2 separate regions of the Homo sapiens genome follow, and region 1 is linked to region 2. Evidence: chromatin loops called from intact Hi-C (ENCODE). Cell type or tissue: MCF 10A. All regions are shown on one strand. Links, peaks and the distances in the headings refer to the core of each region. The heading gives the core; the rest is flanking DNA. Region 1 overlaps CMSS1 (cms1 ribosomal small subunit homolog). Region 2 overlaps CMSS1 (cms1 ribosomal small subunit homolog).

Region 1 (10,410 bases), core at 1,665-9,664, 73 kb after region 2:
GTATGTCTAAGTAGCACCTAACTATGTAGAGTAATTTTTAATATACAACATTAATAAAGAATGATTTTTAAAATTTAAATTTTATAATAAGTAATTGGCTGAGGGGCTGCTGGAGGAAGGTAATGAGTAGAATAGACTTCTATTTACATTTGGCCATTTCCTGCAAATAAATTAAGTAAATAATTACAAACTCTCTTCTAGTCCTCTTGCATGGACACATCCTTACCAAGATACACCATGATTTCAACTAACTTAAGCCCAAGTAAAACTGACTAAAGGAACTACATAGGAAAACAAAGCAGGATCTACTTCTCACTGCCAACTGCACTGTATTTGTATCCATAGATACAAGACAACAGAGAGTCCCAGAATTCTAAAGCGGGAAATCCCGGGACTTCAAAGATCATCCAGTCTCAGGTCCTAACCCTGCTATCACGGGATCCATCAGGGGGTGAGGAACAGGGTAGAGGTCAAAGGAAACAATCCTTGGTCCTTGTTCCAGCCTGAGTGATCTCATGGGACAACCTATCCCAGTATTCTCATTTTATAAGCAACAACACAGACCCTGGCTAATTAAAGGCAGAGCTGGGATCAGAGGCTGGGTTTCCTGATTCCCAGCCTACACTCCTGAAGGTTATCGTTCTAGGGTTATGACAGTCACAGATAACAACACATTAGGCTGTGTTAAACTGACAACTAAGCAGGTTTTTTTCCCTTGTAAACTCACTAGGTACTAGGTCAGCACTTCATGAAGAGTAAAGTATCATTATTTGGCATACACAAAAAGCAACTTTCCTTTTTTTTTTTTTGGTACCCTGAAAATCCCAAACCACTGTTGCTATTACAAAATTTTTCTTTACCCTAGTATGCACCCCTGGGCCAAGCACAGATGCATTAAAAATTTGCCAAGAGAAACAATGAAGTCACTGATAATACAAAGCATGAGAGTATCATGAAATTCATGTCTTTGTTTTCTTCCTCTAGATACTTAATTATTTCTCATTACTGATCATTTTGTGGTTATTGGCAGAGGGGCAAGGAAACTCCACCACTGTAAACATGTAGAGACACATGCTCCTCAGTAGACCAGAAGTCTGCATATGATGGGTCTGTTCACAAATCCAATGTGAACACCACTTCATTAATCAGTGAGAATGTTGATGCTACTATCCCCAGCCTCCAAAGAGAATTGGTGGTCTCAGTAAAACTCTAATCTCTTTAGAAGAATAACAAACACAGTATAAAAATGTTTCAGGTCATTCCTTTTTTTACCACTTATGAATATCATCACTGGCAAATGATCTATGTTCTCCTACCAGATTTCATCTAACCCACTTTAAGAGTGAGGTGAGGAAGCTAGAATGTATACAGAGCTCCATTCAGTCTTCTGTTGCAGCTCAGGGCTGCCTTAAGCTAAAAGGGCACTACTTATGAACAATGTTTAGCAAATTACCCTGCTAAATAAAAGCTTACATTATCTTGGTATTCTGGAAGGGATATCCTAGATTAAGTTGATGAGGGCAGAGAAATTCTCATTGATTAGCAGCAGGATACAAGTTGATTCTTATCAGTAGACTATTGTTCCACACAGGACTATGTGGGCAAGAGGAAAACATAGGAATTCATCATGTAAAATGAAAAAAACAAAAACCAAACCCTATGTACTTCCAGGAAATGAAAAGAAGTAAAGAACCAAATATATTTCGCTCCTCTTTTAAACTAGACTTTTATTAGATTTTCACAGAAATCTGAATCTGTGGGTGTGGTGAACTTTTTCAAAGATGGCTGCAGTTAATTCCTTCCATTCCTTTGCAATGTGGCCTTGTATCTTCTTCCATGTAGAGGTGTAATCTATTTCCTCAATCTTGAATCTGGGCTGACATTGTGACATTCTTTCACAAATGAGATGTTGGGAGCTTCAACTCTCACGTTCTTGGAATGTTATCCTGAGACCACCATGTGGGGAAGCCTGGTCTAGCTTCTTGTAAGTTGAGAGTCACATACAGCTGAGATGAGATGACCCGGCTGAGGCTCTCCTAGTCCAACTAACCAACAGCCAAATACGTGAGAGCCCGTCTTAGACCATCCAGGCCCAGAATAGCTGTAAGAAAGCTGAAGCTGTGGAGTAACCCACAGAATTCTGAGCCATTGTTATTTAGCCTCCATCCAAGTTTTGGGGTTGTTTGTTAAACACTAACATGTACCTGAGACAGTTGGGCACAAAGTAAAAGGAGCAAGCCAGTCACCCTAATGCATGCCCATTATGTATGGAGCACCAGGTCAGATACGCCATGTGAGACATGAATGAAGAATAAAATTGTCTTAAAAATATAAGACAAAGGACATAGATGGCCCTATAATTAATCTGTGAACATACCTATAAATAAAGCAGAATGTAATATTTACCTATATTAAATATATTTATGTAACAACCTTCCATTATTTCTATAGCCCAGAGTAAGGATATTCCTAGGTGTTCAAGAAAATACAATAGGGGTGGGGAAAGATAATTAGAAATCCTGTTTATGTATAATTTTTCATTTTTGTCTTTTTTGAATGTTTTTTATAAAGCACATAATATACTGTGGTAGTACATGAATATTTTTATAAATAAATAGATATACACACAATGAGGTTTTTCCCAATCTCATCTCTTACACATCCCCAACCTCCCATTCCTACACAAAAATATCCCTTCTATGCCTTTGCTTTTCTCAAATAAATGAGCCTTTCCCTGGCTACCTAGGGAAGAGCCAGTGACAACTACTGTCACACATCATTGTTCATCTATACCGTATTTGTAAATAGTCTCTTCAGTAAGGCTATAGGCATTTTTCGGACAAGGTATTTGTACCAGTGTATATATGCATTTGTCTTAGGCAATACAGCATAATGACATTACGGCATGATTTTTAAGAGTGTGGGTCCCTGAGCCAGGTTTCCTAGACTCAAATCCCAGTTTTGCCACTTATTAGCTGTGCAACCTTCAATAAGTTTCCCGTGCTTCCATTTGTTCACTGTAAAATGGAGATAATAATATTCCCTACCTCATAGTGTTGTTGTGAGACTTGAATGAGCTAATACATGGAAAATGCTGAGAAGAATGCTTAGCACACATAGTAAGTGCTCCCTCACTTCCAGATCAGGTCATTGGACCTGAAGAGGGTGAATGTCCTTTTTGTTTTGAGACAGAGTCTTACTCTGTCACCCAGGCTGGAGTGCCGGGCGCGATCTTGGCTCAATGCAACCTCGGCCTCCTGTGTTGAAGCAATTCCTGGGCTTCAGCCTCCTGAGTAGCTGGGATTACAGGTGTGTGCCACCACACCTGGCTAATTTTTTGTATTTTTAGCAGAGATGGGGTTTCGCCATGTTGGCCAGGCTGGTCTTGAACTCCTGACCTCGGGTAATCCGCCTGCCTCGGCCTCCCAAAGTGTTGGCATTACAGGTGTGAGCCATTGTGCCTGGCAATGGGTCAATGTCTTAATCAAGTTCCACAGCTGATTTGTGACAGAATTCTTATCACCTAACACAAGGGAAAAAAATGTGCAAGAATGTTTGAAGTAGCATTTTTTTGAATACTGAAAAAAAAATATTCAAAAACAGTAAAATGAACAAGTAAATGATGGACTATATAATGAAATATTCTTACAGCAATCAAAATACATAAACTACAGTAAAATAGAACAAGGAAGAATCTCAAAAATATAATCTAGGATGAAAAAGCAAGTTTTAGAAAGATACATTCAATATGGTATTTACATAAGGTTTGAAAATGTAATACTATACATTGTTCAGCAATATATATGTACATGTTTTTAAAAAGTATGAAACATACAGGGGAATGATAAATACCAAATTCAAGATTACGTGGTTACTTCTGGAGTGGGAAGGGAGGAGAAGGGGTTTCAGAAGAGATACATACATTATAATACATCTATAATACAGTACTTAAAAACTGTTTTCTAATATACAGTAAATTATTAAAATTTTATAAATTTGTGTGGTAGCATATAGCAGTTTGTTATGGTTTCTATACTTTTCTGGACACTTGAGTTTTTCAGATTTTTAAAGAAATACTACAAACTAAAAGTAAGGTACTGGCGATGATGAAAGTTTCATGATTTGTAGGGACAAAGAGTAAAATTAATAATCTGCTTATATGCCATAGAGTCAATTATAAGTTCAACTGATATTTTCTCTCCTAGTTATAAACCTCAACAGTGGAAGAATTTTTCTTCCTATTATAAATTCATTTGGATGATTATATAATCAGATGTGGAGCTAATGTGTCCTTTAAACATTAATTTATTTTATATTGTTTCCAGAATGGCCAACTACGTTAGGTAGTAGTATCTCCGCTTTGAAGATGAGGGTCCTAAATATAAGCCCTTGACTTACCCAAGGATAGATCTAGAATTTTAGAAGAATGTCAGGAATACAGGAATACAGCCAGGGACCAAGCCTTCATTCCTTTAATACTAGACTTGGCCTTCAAAACAAAATAATGCAGTAATTCTGTAGCAGTAACTCTGCCATTTCTGTCCTAATGCACTTTTAAAGGCTAACAAATTTTAAAAACAAAACAAAAAACCCCATAAAAGCTCCCAACAATTTTAAAGGAAATACTATAAAGTAAATCTGAAGAAAGTTAGAAGAATTAGCAAAGTCACCATTTTACAATATTATAATTATGTTAAGTACGTCTTAAGCAAGCACTTAGGGTCATGGTTGGAGGTCTGACCTGGGTTCCTGAGGTGGAATGCTTGGGGGATGAAGTTCAAACACAGCCTGTTTACCCATGGACATAAGTGGCCTTAATCAAGACAGAACACCTTTTTTTAAATGTTTGCTTTAAAAGCAGAAGTGCAAATAAGACTGTGATTTATGAATCTGCTAATATCCTTCTCTGCTGTAGACATCAAAAAGATTGACTTTGGGGCTGTGGTAAATATAACAAGAATGTAGACTTGTTAAAGCAGTAATAGGTACTCTTATTAAAACTCCATTTCCATTAAGCTTTACAAATTTTCTTCCCTCCTTCCAGGCTTTAAAGAATGCGTTCCAGAGGCAGTGATACCGAGGGCTCAGCCCAAAAGAAATTTCCAAGACATACTAAAGGCCACAGTTTCCAAGGGCCTAAAAACATGAAGCATAGACAGCAAGACAAAGACTCCCCCAGTGAGTCGGATGTAATACTTCCGTGTCCCAAGGCAGAGAAGCCACACAGTGGTAATGGCCACCAAGCAGAAGACCTCTCAAGAGATGACCTGTTATTTCTCCTCAGCATTCTGGAGGGAGAACTGCAGGTCAGCTGGGTTGGAGTTATCCCCATCATGCTTCAAACAGAAGGCTGCTTGTGAATTTGGTGTTCCTGCTGCCACAGAAATAGATATCTGTGGTTCATACATGTGTGTACATGAAAGCAAAGCATAAGTATATATACAAAGAATTCTCCTCTGCCAACTCAAAGTGCAATTAATCCCATCTAAAGGGGCTGTCATGATGACATGTGATTGGCATACAGGTCGTGAAAGGTCACATCCTCTGCCCATGCTGCTCAGGAGCTTCAGTGCACATGCATGCATCAGTAGCAATAATGCCAGATGACTTCGGGATTGGTTTAAACAACAATAGGTGCTTTTGTACCCCAAGTGAACTGGCTCCTAGACTAGCCCTGGCATTATTAACCTACATGAAAATCTAAAAACAGCTGGTACACATATAGGAGAATTTTATTTCCTACCCCCTGAAAATCCAAATGCTAGTACATTGATGGATATCATGATATCTGCTTGTCAAACATAATAAAAAAAGTAGTCCTCCAATGTTGTATAGTAATCACTTTTTAAAACATTAATTGTGTAATTAGACTACAAGAAGGATGAAGGGATATAGTTTTGTTACCTTTTATAAAAGTGTGAAAATGAAATATGATTCATTTAGATTTGAAAGAGAAGAAAAAGCACTGCCAACTATCACAAAAATCACTTGCTGAGACTGCTGGTAGAGACAGCAGGCTTTCTGAAATACTTTTTGTTCCTACAGGCTCGAGATGAGGTCATAGGCATTTTAAAGGCTGAAAAAATGGACCTGGCTTTGCTGGAAGCTCAGTATGGGTTTGTCACTCCAAAAAAGGTGTTAGAGGCTCTCCAGAGAGATGCTTTTCAAGCGAAATCTACCCCTTGGCAGGAGGACATCTATGAGAAACCAATGAATGAGGTATGTACCACAATAGGGGTGTGTACCTGGGAGGCAGCCAAGCACTAGCCCTGCAGATGAGCATGATCTGTAACTCCTCTTTGATTCCTTACAGTTTTACTTTCTAACGCACTTAAAGCCTACACAAAACAGATAAATACGACAAGTTCAATAGGAAAGTTAAAAAGAATGAACCATAGACAGGATGCGTCCACTAGGTTTGTTGCTTGAATCAACCAAAATCTACCAAATGCCAGAGAATGCTCCCCACTCTCACGTGCATGTGCAGGCACATACACACACAAACACACACATGCACACACATACATGTGCTTACACACACACACACACACACACACACACTCTGGGAACTTGCAGGGTACCCAGGCTGTAATAAAAAACATAAAGTTCAACCATAGAGGTTAATTTTTGGAAAACACTGAGGTATTATGTCATAGAAATTTTGAACATGAATGGAAATAATCTAAAGAACTGTCCAAGAAATAGAGTTTTTAAAAACATATATTTTAGATGAGTGCATACCTTCTTTTTCCTTCAAAGTTTAATGACAGCAAAGACCTTTCCCTCACCAAGCGTACCTAGCAATTACAACGGCAAAGGTGGGCAGTCCCAACAGGGCCACCACTAGGGAGAAGGCAGTACTGCTTGCTCTTTTACTTGCTGACATTTCTGAAACCCTTTGGAATTCTTATTTTATTCTTTAATTTTCCTCTGAGACCTTCATGGAAAATTTCATAATTTTTCATTTTTATAGAAAAGAAACAACTAGGAACATGAGTTGAGGCTGGAGAGTGAAAGCAAGTTTCAGACAAATTTCCCTCAAATAAACTCTGGCAACCTACCTCAGGACTGACCTCTAATGTCCTTGCTATTCTCGTCTTTAGTATCTCATGAGAGAAGAGACTACTGTCTTGCCAAATAGTGAAGGAGTTTGGTCATATGTATCTGCTTCTCTACGGGGTGAGGATGAGACCACCCAAAGTCTGTTGATTTGCACTTTAATCCAAATTTTAAACAAAAGGAACCAGAGCTGCATTCAAGTGAATACTGTTAAAACTGTATCCTGGCTCCCAACATATTAACTATGAAACAGTGTCAGGCACAAATTCCCCAACCCCTGTGAGCTCAAATGCAAATTAATGATCTCTGAACATAACCCTAACAAAACTCTACAAATGGCATAACCTCTCAACACTTCAGTGTGAAATGGAACAGGATGATTCCAAACTTATGTTGAAATCGGTGGGAAAAAATTTAATTACAAAATAATTCTATTGTGCACATGCAAAATTGGAAATACCCCCCTTCTACAAATGCTTGCAGTCTTAACTCTGTAAGGTGCCCCTGAAAGTTACCCATAATCTGGCCCTACTTTACAAGTCCAGCCTTTTTTGATTACTCCTCCAACAGATACCCCTATATACATACACCTCTCACATTCCCACCTCCATGATCTGCCAATTTTCCTCTCTTTCCTCTACTTCCCCCTTATGGATTTCTCTGTCCTCAGATATCAGTTTATGCAATTCCTCGAAGCCAAAATAACTCCACGTACACAACCCAGTTGTCTATCCTTTTCCTCGGTCTAGGAAGTACTAGGTGAGAGGGGAATGCCCCGAAAATAAACAGTGAAGGGGAATTCTGCCTAGGATTTTCCTACACAGGGCTGAAGAAAATAAAGGGAGGGCAGTGCTCCTGCTGAGACCAGCTGTGACTGTATCCTAATTACATGAGAATAAGCATCTTGAATGCTAAAGTTATTCTTCTTTTGCATTCCCCCATCTTGAAGTGTTAACAGCCCCTTCTCCCTTTTATTTTCTTCATAATGTTCTTTTTGAAAAACCTAAAAAATCTCAATCATGTCTAGGGTAAACTAGAGGTGATTTATCTAATTCTTAAGGCAAAATAACTTAGAAGAACAAACAGCTCTCGGTTACATGACACGACAGGAACACTGACTTAAGATGAAAAACTGGTGGAAGCCTGTGAGCTGGAACATGCTTGGGGCTGGGGCTAGGAGCAGAGGTGTGGTCAAGAGGGCGGGAAGAGGCAAGGACTCAGTCCACAAGAGTTTTGACCTCCTATTCCTTTCCAGCCTAGGGTTCTATATCAGAACTTAATTTTAAAAAAAAATTAATAGCCTAAGGTATTCTTAGTTCTTCCAAAAAATATATTATAGAAAATATGGGCCGGGCGCAGTGGCTCATGCCTGTAATCCCAGCACTTTGGGAGGCCGAGGCAGGCAGATCACCTGAGGTCGGGAATTCGAGACCAGCCTGACCAACATGAAGAAAGCCCGTTTCTACTAAAAATACAAAATTAGCCGGGCGTGGTGGCACATGCCTGTAATCCCAGCTACTTGGGAGGCTGAGGCAGGTGAATCGCTTGAACCCAGGAGGCGGAGATCGCGATGAGCTGAGATCACGCCATTGCACTCCAGCCTGAACAACAAAAGCGAAACTCCGTCTCAAAAAAAAAAAAAACAGAAAGAAAATATAACAACATTTTGGATTTACCAAGGCACTATAATAAAAGAGTCTCAGTATTATTAGCATAACCTAGGGCAAATCTTAAAATACTTACCTTAAGCAATGGTATAATTAAGCTTTTAAATTTAATTTTATTCATTTAGTTAGTTAATATGTATTGAAAAGCTCATGTATAGGGAAAGTTTTGGTGAAAGAGGAAAAAAGATTTCCAGGTCTTGGCATTGAAAAAAGCAGTCTTGAAGCACCATGGTGAATTGTAAGAACTGCCTGAAGTCCAGTGTGGCTGAAAGTTGGGTAGGATCGGTGGGAAGATATGGAGTGAAGATGGGGCCAAGGTGGCAGGAGGTTCAGATGGTGAAGGGCCTTTTGGCCCCGAACAGGAGAGTGGAGTCCCAGTGGTGAAAAATCATGCTGTCAGTGATGAGGACAGACTGCAAGGAGGTAAGGCTAGAGGAAGGGAGACCACTTAGGGGGTCATGGAATAAATGAAGGGCACGGATTCCTTCTAGCCTTCTTTCCATTCCCTTCAAACAACCACGAACATATAAAGGGAAAAAAACAATGGAAAGCAAGAGTGGATTAAATAAACCTTCTATTTTCTCTCTTTGGTTTGTATAAAATTTAATATACATATCTTGACAATTACAACAAGCTCTCCAAGGAAATACTGTTTTTGGATTTAGAAAAGCCTCTTTTAGTAATTCATTTATGCTTTACTGAATACCTACTATAATTATTCATACATTAATTCTAATGTCAATCTTGTGACAAATTAAATTGAATGTATTTTCTAAGTCAACTAATAACTTCCCTAAAGTAAAGCTGATCCTATCACTATTTCACTCTCAAATTGCAAAAGGAGTTGATTTGAATTTTCCTTACAATGGACTCTAATGTTTGGGCAACTGAAGATAAAATTTTCAGAGGGCTGCAGTGGTTTGAAACACACTTCCATGACAATCAACACTAGAGCCTCCTCAGAAGATGCCTCTGCCAGCAGGCAATACAACATAGCAGTTTCAGCTTTCACAAAAGGACTGGCTACATTAAAAATCATCAACAATTGTATGGCATAATGAAGTATTTTGTGAATTTAAGCATTTAGAAGTCAGAGAGAATTTACTGGGTTCTATATGCTGGGACACCTCAGTTGTACTCTTTTTCTGAAATGACTTGGTCATTTTGTGCCCAGATTTCTAGTCAAGTACATTTCTAGTCAAGTACATGCTTTTTAGGATACACAACTTAAATTGGCTTTAAATTCACAATGAGTCACACATTCTAAATCTTTTATGACAAAGGCAAACTGTAAAAATCAATCAACATTATCACTTACTGCATCTGTATCTAATCTAGAAAGTCGGGTGTTTTCAAAACCAAGTTCTTAATAGATATTAATTTATCACTAGCAAAAGATCCCGAGTTAGCTCTTGCCAACATGTTTTTCTGGTGGCAGCTTACCCCGTGCTGGGCAAAATGGAGCTCAAGGCCAGGAGCTGATAAACCAGCCCAGTGAGCTTGGCTGTCTAACTCCATCTGACTGTGATGCTTTTGGCCACTGGCATGTTCTTTACTGCCTGGTTCTTCCTTTATGAGGTCACCTCCACTTCCACCAAGTGCACTTGGGATATCTGCCAAGAGCTCCTCATGTCCTTGGTGCTCTCACTCTTCCTAGGCTATGGAGTCCTGTCCTGCTGCTGTG
Region 2 (10,410 bases), core at 1,654-9,653:
CTTGGTCTATCAAGTGAAAAGGCTCAGTGTAGTGGAGGTGACGAAAGTTTCCCCTATACCGTGCTTGCCTATGTGCATTAGCTCTGACCCACAGTCACCCCAGCCCTCTAGTCTTCATGGTCCATTAATGTCTTTGACTGCTCAGGTTGCTAACAGGAGCAGACAGTCTTGTTTCTGCTTTTAATGCTATCATTATTATTACCACTACTGCGAACTCTAACTCCCTCAGTGAAATTATGGGGAAATTTATATTGGCTGCCATTTTGTTTCAGGACAACAGGAAAATAAATTGAACTGAAGATAGATCTTATATTCTTGATAATACCGTAGGTTAAAATCCAAGAATTTCTTCAAACAGGAGGCAAAGCTTTGAGTGATCAAATTGAAACAGGCCTCAGTAAGTTCAGTCACTTGCACTCAATTTGAATTCTCATTCGGGAATATTCTAATATTTAAAGGCCAAAGAAGCTTTATTTTTCCTTTTAAGTCTACTGCAAACCAGTCATTTTTATTATTTCTTAGCAACTATGGTAAAGGTTTGGGTGGATGTTGAGGCTAAAACTATCGTTGCATATGAAATCTGAAAATCAATGTCAAACAGAAAAAAGTTTCTTTCCTATATTTATAGGTGTTCCAAGTTTCTGAACTATGTAGGCACTTTGTAATTATTAATTAATCCCACCCATGCCCAGGAATAAAATCACTTTGCTGCATCTAGTCAGATGACCAACAACTGTTTATTGATGACATTATGCTATTTCTGCACGCAAAATACAAGGGCCAGAGCAAGACAATACTCCTCCTAGTCTAGAGTTTATAACAGTAAGAGAAGCAAGGCTAGCAAACATATGCAAACATTAATGGTACAATGAAGTACAATGCTGAATGTTGCTGTGCAATAGACTTATAATTACTTAATAATTATTTGGAAAGATCATAGTATTAACCCCACCATTGTTCCCTGTCTTTGCTATTGTCCTTCTTTTTGTCAAAGACTATATTCTTTGCAGCTAGAGTAGATTTCCATCTTGACATCACCAGCACTTCCTCTAAATTCTAATCTCTAGAAGTCCTGGAGAATGAGAATTGCAGGATACCAATGACTACAGCAAACACATGGTAACACTTATATGAAGGGTACCCTGGCTGCAACTCATATGAAAATCTTGGAAAATTTTAGTTTGGGGAACTTTGGCTGCTTTTTTTCTTTGCCTTGCATAGCCTTTATCAAGCAAGTCCTTATGGTATTAAAACATTTGGCACTGGTTCAAGTCTATGCTATTGCTGGCAGGGAATCTAATTGGGAAGCAGGGGTGGAGTAGTTACCTTTATCAGGAATGACCTTAAAGTTATGGAAAGGCTCCTTCCTTCCCACTGCTTAGTAGCCTTACTGAAAGCTTTAAACCCAGATGTGAGAAAAGAGAATGTCTCCAACAGCAGCAGCAATTTATTGTAATTATGTTAGTAAAAACATTAGGAAGGTGGAAAATGTTATGTCAACTTGGAGGAGGGAAACACTTTGTGTACAGGTCCCAGGCAAGGTTGTGCTGGGGAAAACAACCATAACCTATAATTCCCAGGGAGCCCTCAGTTTCCAAATTTGCAAGAAAATTAGGAGTTAACTATTTTAAAAACTAGTAACTATATGCAATGCATTACCCAGTGGGTGAGAGACTATAAGAATCTGTTCACTAACAGACACCAATAGACACCTGTCTGTACTCCCTCAGTGGCTGGCAGTGGCCAATTCCCTGTTACCACTAGATAACTAATATATTTTTTCTATCAGTACTATATCACAATTGGTAACAGTGGCAGTCAAAGCAACAAGGCCCATTTTGCCTACACGATACTGTAGCTTCCATCAGTGACACACTTTTTTGGTTTAAGGCAATTTAAAGGTTGACCTTGAAATGCAATTAGAGCAAAATCTGTACACTTTCTGGGCCAATTCTGGGCCTCTCTGTGCCTCAGTCACATAACTGAGAGTTGGTTTTGTCCCTGACTCTCTTCTTCATTACATAACGGATCTCTTACTGTTTCTGCTGACTAGACTTTTGCATCTTTCATGATTTGATTTCTCTCATTTCATCTTCTCATTTTTTTCTGTGGTGGGAGATATACAAGCAAGGTTTCCAAAATTTGATATTTCACACAAAATGCATTAGCGAGCCATGGCAAAAATCTGTTTTGTGGGCAGACACATCATCAAAGCTCTCCTCTACATGGACTAGTTTTCTAGTCAAATAAAAATTTCAGGAAATAAGATATTTTCATCTCAAAAAATAAAAGCTAAAAAGAGTATGTCTGAGAGACTCAAACCATTTACTTTCATGGTCATGAAGAGAAAATAGAAAAAGCAATAAAAGCCTTAAGAGCAGAAAATGACAGGTGATTTCTCCTTTTCTTCCCATTTCAAACATTTACCAATAGGCTAATGAATGCCAAGGATGCAAGAAAAAGCGAGTCAGAAAACTGTAGGCCACAAGATGGTGTAAACCTCATGTGGAAAATACCAGCTAAGGCACTAAGAAAGCCAGTAAGTAATGAAAGATTTATAAAGATGAATATGCTCAAGTTTTGGACAAAGAATATACAGAACAAAACCAAACAAAAACACTTTTTAAAACAAGTTATTTTTTATCCTTCTCAATGCATATTAGAGATAGTTCAATTTTAAAAGCTTGCAGTGGTTTAGTAATCAAATAGCTTAAGACAATGCACAGTTCTACCCATCAAGAATGCTTGTTTACTTTGGCTGACATGCCGCAATTATTAATTTACTTATCTGATTCAAAACAGAGTAAGCTCTTACTTTTAATTTCCTAACTTAACTAGCAAACTCTGGGAGTCACTATGCTAAGGGCTGAGTGCAACCCAAGCTGGAATTTTTTTTTTTTTTTGGAAAGAAAAGATGTAAGATAAATGAGCTGAATTCTCATCATTCCAAAGCTGAGTTTTAACAGTACTAAACAAAAAGGGTAAAACTACAACTTCTGGGATTTGAATGATAGCCTTCATGACTATATAGAAAAAATACTTTTTTTAAAAGGAGACTTTGGGGCAGAAAATTATAGATGATAACCTCATGAAAAGCACTGAAAGATAGGAACCAAATTTATCCATTTGTGGGTAATAGTTATGATAATTATGGGGAAGGAGGAAAAAAGGCTGTTGGCAAAGGTATTCAAAGGAAGTACCTAACTATTCCACTCATGAAGAAATCTGGAGATTATTTAGGGAAATGACTTGTACAAAGGAAACAATTCAAAGACAACAAAAACAAAATTTAAATAAGAGCCAAAGATCAGTTGAGGGCTGGGGAAAACAGTTTGGGTTAGTTTCTGAGGTTATCTTAATGGGGTCAGCCTGTCTTACTGCCCCAGCCCCCAGAAACCACCAGTATACCTACCTGCATCCCACAGAGTTTTATAACTGCAACAAATTTTACCCAGAGGTCTACGGCTAAGGGCTTTCTGGTCTAATGCTTTAGGGCTTTCCAGAAACCTCTTTTCTATAAAACTTCTATCCCACTTCCTATCAAACTACCTTTCCCTTCTCTACCATTCTCCATTCTGGTTCTGGCATGTGTGGATTGAAAAAGCAATAGCGGAGGTGGGAATGAATGGGGACACAGCTGGTCTGTGGCAAAGAGATGGTGGGTAGCAAGCAGCTGCATTTTGGAGGATTAGGATCTTGGAAGCCAAAGAAAGCTTCTTCCAAGTTCTCTCCTTTCAGTTCTTTCCTCTCTTGGGCAATAATAGAAATTCCACAAAACACACAAACTTTCTGAATTCACAACACTCTTCCTCATAACCAAGTGTGTTTATTATGACTGCTAACATTTTCTGTGTGCCTTGTATTTAGATTTCTCTAAGAGTTTCAAAGAGGCTTATAAATTTCCATTAAAACAAATATTTCTGGCTATATTTTATAAATACAATTTAACTTTAGAATCATTGGAATTCAATTTGTTAAAAGGTTATTCTTGTAAAATTTGGTTTATTACACTACACTCACATTTCCTAAACCAGGGTTCTTAAAATCTAGACTTCATAAGAATTCTCAGGGATGCTATAAATATAGATTCATATTTAGTAGGTCTTGGGTGGAACCCTGGAATCTACATTTTTAATAAGCACCCAAGGAGATTCCTATACAGTGGGGGTAGAGGGACCCCACTCTGAGATCCCATCCTAATCTGAACCCCCTAACCTCCCAGCTTCACCTTTTTCAAGACAGCCTGTTTGAGTGACAGTAGTCAAGCAGTCACACTGAATATTGAGCCAAAAACACAAAGTGAGCAATCTGAGAAAAAGAAAATTATCACCAACAACCTTTCATTTTTAACAATACAAGGTGCTATACAAATACAGGAAAGAAAGGGAGGTTTCCTGGTTGTAACTCCACTTCCTTGAGTAAGATAAGGTTTGGTATTATGAATGAATTAGCTGGCTTTCCTATTCATAAGAGTTGAACCTTTACTGGCTTTCTGGTTACGTCCTGCTGCATTCTGGCACCCCTTTTCCCAGCATGATGACAGCCTTGTAGAGCCAGCCTTGATTTCTCAAATTGCAAGCAAATTAGAACCTAACTACTTAGAAAAGTAATGAAAGTGAAATCCAATATCTAATGGGTATGAGGCTATGAGAATCTGCTTGCCAACAGACACCAATAATTCTCCTGCCTCTAATCTCTCAGTGGCCAGATTTTCCCCACCTGCCCCATAGGGGGAAACTCAAACATTAAGAATCTCAGACTAGCTCAGAAGCCAGAATTCATTTTGATGACATTACGTGCTTCCACTTTTAAACCCACCAATCCTACCTTTTAGGTATTATCACTACCTAGTCCCAGTTCTCATTCCTCAACCCCCACCTATGGTGCTCTCTCTTCATGAAGCCGTCCTCTTTTGGTTTCATGACATCCTGTTGGCTACTCTGTCCTGATGATGATGATGTTTCTTAATTCCTTGTATCTTGGTTTTGACCTTATAATTGACTACAACTATTCTTTCAAACGTCACCTGCAACTAAATTTAATGGGATTTTCTTAATCCTTTTTCTCCACCACTCTGATGGGTGACCTCATTGGATTTTTCCTTCTGTTGGTTCTCCTCCCTTGGTTTCAGTGGTAACACAGTTCTCTTATGAACACAAAGAATATTTGATCTTCTCAGTATTAATCCTTCCAACCTGTCACAATACACAGAGAATAGAAGATATGTTCAGCTACCATTATACACAATGTTCTTGAGCCCAAGACAGTTTCAGTTCACTCTAAAGAAAAATCCCCTCCTTGATTATATGCAACCCACTATCATCCTACGGAAGCTGCATTTTACTTGGAGTTTAGGTTTCTTGGAGAATATGTAAGGGGGAAAAAACCCTCAATTTATGTCAAAATTACCTTGCAAATCCCCTAGGAAGGCATCATGCAGGAAGCCAATACTGTCTCTCAGTAGGCCGAATCAAGGTGGATTTTGCCTCCAGTTTTGGTAACCATCTGAGTAAGGCAAGATGCTTACCCTGAGAGAGGCAGGTGGGAACAGACATGTACAGAAAAATCAATATACACCGTCCATTTCAGGTTCATTCCCAGGCATAGACTCATTGAATACAACCTGAGAAGACTTGTTTGCACAATGTAAATTTTTATGCCTTCTCTCTTTATATTCATTTGCTGAGCAGGTGTAGTTGAACTCATGCAAAGTTAGTGTTTGTATGATACAACTTCAACATAGAACTTAATGGTTATTGCTCAATAAATATACATATGTCTATGCTCTTGACTTTTAGCATCTCAAGGGTAAACAAACAACAGAGGCAGACACTAGATCAAGTATGAAGATCATAGATCAAGTATGAAGATGACCTTAAGAAAACTGGAGAGTTTTCTTGCAAAAACTTCTCGAGTACACAAATCAAATATACTTGTGATGCACTGGAAAAAACACTGTACTTAGTGTCAAGGGACTGAGATTCTAATTCCAATTCTGACACACATTAGCTAAGTCACCTGGGCCATCTACAAAATGGATACTTCACAGGGTTGTTTTGAGATTCAAAAGAAAAAATGCATGTGAACGCATCTATCATAGTCACTTGCACATGGTAGGCACTTGCTACAGGTTTATTCTAGGTGCATTGGTTAAACTGAAGCTAAGAAGACAAAACAACCACGTAAGGGAAGAAAACCCTGACAGTGCTGGGCATATGGCAGGTGCTATGTAAGTATTTACTGCACTACACTGAGACAGAAATCAAGCTGGTTTGACTGAGTCAATGTGTAACTTGCCAGTTCTAACATTCTTTTATTTTCTCCACATGGTCATTGGTATGAAGTCCACTTATGGCTTCATAAACATGGGCTTACAACAAAAGTGCTTCTAATCAGATTTGGCAGGAAAAGGAGAGAAACACAGGGTGAGGTAAGTGTGAGGCTACAGTGCTGAATAATAGGGATGGCAGTACCTCAGTATGTGAGTCACACAGACATCAAGCAGTACACAGCTAGAGATAATTCGCAGGTAAATGCTGCACAATCCATTACGTCATCCCTCCTCTGCCCTTTCTTCATCAATCTTGTCGCCTGGACTCTGATGCAACCCAGCAAGAATGTCTGATTTGCAGACAGCAGAGAGAGCTTCAGAACATACACATACTCATCAGAGAAGGCAATATGAACCCAAACTGAAGTTTCTGGTACTTCCTTTTGTTTAAATCATGCTTTAGAGGGGAAGTCATAGGGGTGGGATGTATAACTAGAGATCAAGCCACCTGGTCTAAGGCCTAAGGGACTAGGCTTCATCATTTTGGACAAGTCACTCCAGGTCCACAGGCCCCGTTTCCACATGTACAATTAGATGAGCTTCAAGGTCTTTTTTAGCTATGTAATTTCATCATTAAAAATTGAGGTCAATCACACCCATATGATGGACAGATATGCATTTGGTTTTAAAAGCTAGGCATAAAATCAGCTTTACTTTTTATCAGCTATCTAGGTCACTCAAATTTTAGGCTACTTCCATCCTACTCGGAATTACTAGAAGAGTGTGTACCTGTGTGCAAATCTTGTAAAAGCAAGTAAGCAGTGGCAGGCAGAAACTGGTGGTTCTAGAAAATGTGAATATTCACTCCTGAGATTATAGAGATACTCCAGTCTAAGCCACAGAAGCTTGAAAGCAAATGTGTATCAGGGGATATAATGTATTAAGACCTATCTTCTGTATGGAGAATGTTTTGAACAACAAGAAGTTTTGAAGGTACAAAAAATTCATAATAATTCATAACTTAAAAGAGATGCTCTAACCTAACTCTAAACCAAAATCATGATCAGTCTGTGCGTGATTTACCCAGCAGCTTTTAAGTACAACACCATCAGCTCCAAATAAAGAAGAATTCATTAGAGACACAGGTCTGTACAGGAGGTGGTCAGTCCCAGTGAGCTTTGGGCATGTTTTCCACTTGCAGTGGCACCGCGCTTTTCCAGAGCTGCAAACAGTCACACACGCATCACCAGCAGATTTGTGATGGAATCTCCAGAGAGGGGCATTTCCAACAAAGCTTCAGAATTGGGGGGGATATGGACAAGCCCACTGGAGATGAAAACCAGATGTCTCATTGTGCTTCCCTCATAGGCGACACCGTGTTGGGTCCCCGACCTTCTATGCTGAGCAGCTTAGGGGAGGGTAAGTTGCCCCACCACACCTGGTGCAGCATTCAACAAGACACCCATCCCTTTAATTATTCAGCCAAATGATTTATGAGGCTTGGCAGCAAAGACTTGGCAGACTGGTTTAAATTCAAAGGATCCAACCTACAGGTATTTTGAAAACCTTGGCCACATCTGCAATGTGTACTGTTTCTTTTGGGAGAGGAAAGAAGAGAAAGGGAGAAGATGTGACCTGCCTGACAGGAAGACAAGACCCAACTAGATGGAACATGTCTCCCACTCCCTCCCCACCCTGTCATTTAACAATGTTCTGGCTGACTTTCTTCCTACGAAAAGCAATCAGATAGAGTTTTAAAGATGTAAAATCCCAGAACCACCAATACATTCTCATAAACTGGGCTCAGTTGGGTTGTTCTGATTGATTACTGATGGTATAATCTTTTTGATCAACTAGGGAAGTGGTCAGCCAACTTTTTCCCTAAAAAGCCAGATAGTAATATTTCAGATTTTGTGGGCTATGTGATCTCTGTCGCAGCTACTCACCTCTGACACTGCGTCACAGAAACAGCGATAGATAATATGTAAATGAAGGAGTATAGCCATGTTCCAATAAAACTTTATTTACAAAAACAGATTAAGGGTCTGATTTGATCTGCTGGTCATAGTATACTATTAAATAGGTGAACTGAGACAAAGTGAGAGGGTATGGCTACTACTACTAAATTTATCACCACTTAACCCTATTTAAATCTAAGCCAATTTTGGGAGGACAGCTAACCTCTAAAATAACTGCATTAATAAGTAGGCACAATAATATTTTTGGGAAGAGTGTGTGTGTGTGTGAAATATAGAACAATTCAAAGGGAATTGAACAGTTTTAAAAAATCTATCACCCAGTAACTAGGTTATCTTATAGAAAACATAGTTGGCATTAAATCAAGGAGCTACTCTTACAAGTGTCTTGCCGTAGGTCAACTACAGGCTTTGACTACACATTTATATACAACATAGTTACTGAGTAATATATTTGTTAAAGTGTTCCATTATTTGTAAACCAATCTGTATGTTATTTGTGTACACATTTCAATACACTTCAAACAATAAACACCAAACTGTAAACAGTGGCTACTCCTGGGGAATAGGGGTTAGAATTTTTATTAATTTTTTTAAGAGACAGAGTCTTGCGCTATCGCCCAGGTTGGAGTGCAATAGCACAATCATAGCTCACTCTGGCCTTGAACTCCTGGGCCCAAGCAATCCTCCTGCCTTGGCCTCCCAAAGTGCTGGAATTACAGCCATAAGCTACTGCGCCTGGTCAGAATTTTCACTTTTAGGAGTATTGTCTGAATTTTCACTTCCCATCAAATTTTCACCCGTTTTTACCCTTTCTTCCAGCTCCTTCTCCCCTTCCTTGATTTGGCCTAGCAGCAGTCACACATATTACTAGATCTACAGCTGACGACATTCACACAACAGCAGCTGCCAATAAATATATGATATTCCTCATTTAGTAGGAGGGATGGATAACAAACAAGAAAACAAATAAATACACAAGTTATTTTCAGGTTGTAGTAAATACTTTGAGGGACAAGGTGATAGAGGAGGCCCCTTTGGATGACTTTTTTCCTACAAAAAGCAAGGTCACCGGACAATATTACTGAGGAGGTGATAATTAGATAGAGACCTGAAGGATCAGAAGAAGGCAGGAAGAAATTTTTGTGGAACAAATTCCAGGCTAATTGTAAAGTGTTCTGGTCTTGACTCTAGGCCAGTGTTTCCAGTCCTGATTATATATTAGAATCAACTTGGGCGCTTTCAAAAAATAGAGATGCCTGGGCCCCATTACAGGCAAATAAGACTCTGGAGGTGGAGTCTGGTATTTCTTTTCTTTTTGTTTTTAAGCCAGGGCTGAGAATCACTGTTCTAGAGTCTAGAGATACCTTTATGTCAACACAAACAGAGGCCCATAGTCCAATATGGAGGGAATTGGACTATGTGTGAAACTGAACTATTAAATTTTAGCATGGCATGTTTTGTTTTGTTTTGTTTTTTTAAATCTAGCAGATTAACTGGATGCACTGTTTGGTGATGTGATGAAGCCTTGAGGAATCTCCCCTTGCCATTGAGCAAGAGACCATGAGAAACAACCCAGGGCTTTTAATTGGGACCTTTTGCCTGAACTTCTGGCAAATCATAAAGCAATGAACCATCAAGTGACAGACTTCTTTGATGTGTTTAGCAAAGCGCTGACTGAAAAGCCTATATCCCGAGATCCTCTCTAACAGATTCAAGACTCACTGAACCACAAGGAGAAGTTCCCAAGGCAAGGATTTAGCTTATACAGTGTAAGGATATATATGTTCCCATATTCATGCACCTCCCTTATCCAACTCTAAATAAAGTCTGTCGATAATCTACTAAACAATTTTAGGCAGTTGTTGCAATTTCCTCCCAACCACTCACCCACCCATCCATCCATCCAAAATACAACTACTATTGCACACCAACTCTATACTTATGACTCTGATGCAGGGAATATACACGCCTTCCATTCCAGTGGGAGAGAAACACAGTAATGATCACAAAAGAATGTGATATGTGCTATGAGACAGTGCCCCTCTTTTTCCTCCTTGCTACAGTGAGAGCTTATCACACTTTCTAAAATTTGCTTAAATATGCTTCCTCACCTAGAGATCATTAAAAAATAAAGGCTGCTTTACTCAGTATCTTCAACAC

Evidence for each region. Hi-C counts contacts between places; a loop is a spot of excess contacts. Peaks named below come from ENCODE experiments on the same cell type or tissue, not always from the same donor. Only the 100,000 strongest peaks of a DNase experiment are listed, where the experiment ranks them.
Region 1: a loop joins it to region 2, with 2.8 times the contacts of the local background. A loop is called at or near these places in 15 of 110 quality-filtered maps.

The regions. Positions count from the first base shown.
Region 1 is chr3:99,925,665-99,936,074 of GRCh38, reverse strand. All of the region lies in intron 1 of CMSS1 (cms1 ribosomal small subunit homolog), which reads right to left. FILIP1L (filamin A interacting protein 1 like) reads left to right here. Exons shown (of 6, transcript NM_001387850.1): 2 at 5,045-5,306; 3 at 6,046-6,219. The coding sequence starts at 5,055. The region is part of intron 1 of LOC105374010 (a long non-coding RNA gene); the gene reads right to left. It also overlaps the pseudogene TMEM258P2. Among named protein-coding and RNA genes, the nearest start is that of MIR3921, 34 kb to the left of the region's middle. In MCF 10A, for the core only: no CTCF peak of the experiment used is centred there; a DNase peak (open chromatin) is centred at 6,214.
Region 2 is chr3:99,999,149-100,009,558 of GRCh38, reverse strand. All of the region lies in intron 1 of CMSS1 (cms1 ribosomal small subunit homolog), which reads right to left. All of the region lies in intron 1 of FILIP1L (filamin A interacting protein 1 like), which reads left to right. All of the region lies in intron 1 of LOC105374010 (a long non-coding RNA gene), which reads right to left. Among named protein-coding and RNA genes, the nearest start is that of MIR3921, 40 kb to the right of the region's middle. In MCF 10A, for the core only: no CTCF peak of the experiment used is centred there; DNase peaks (open chromatin) are centred at 6,528 and 7,848.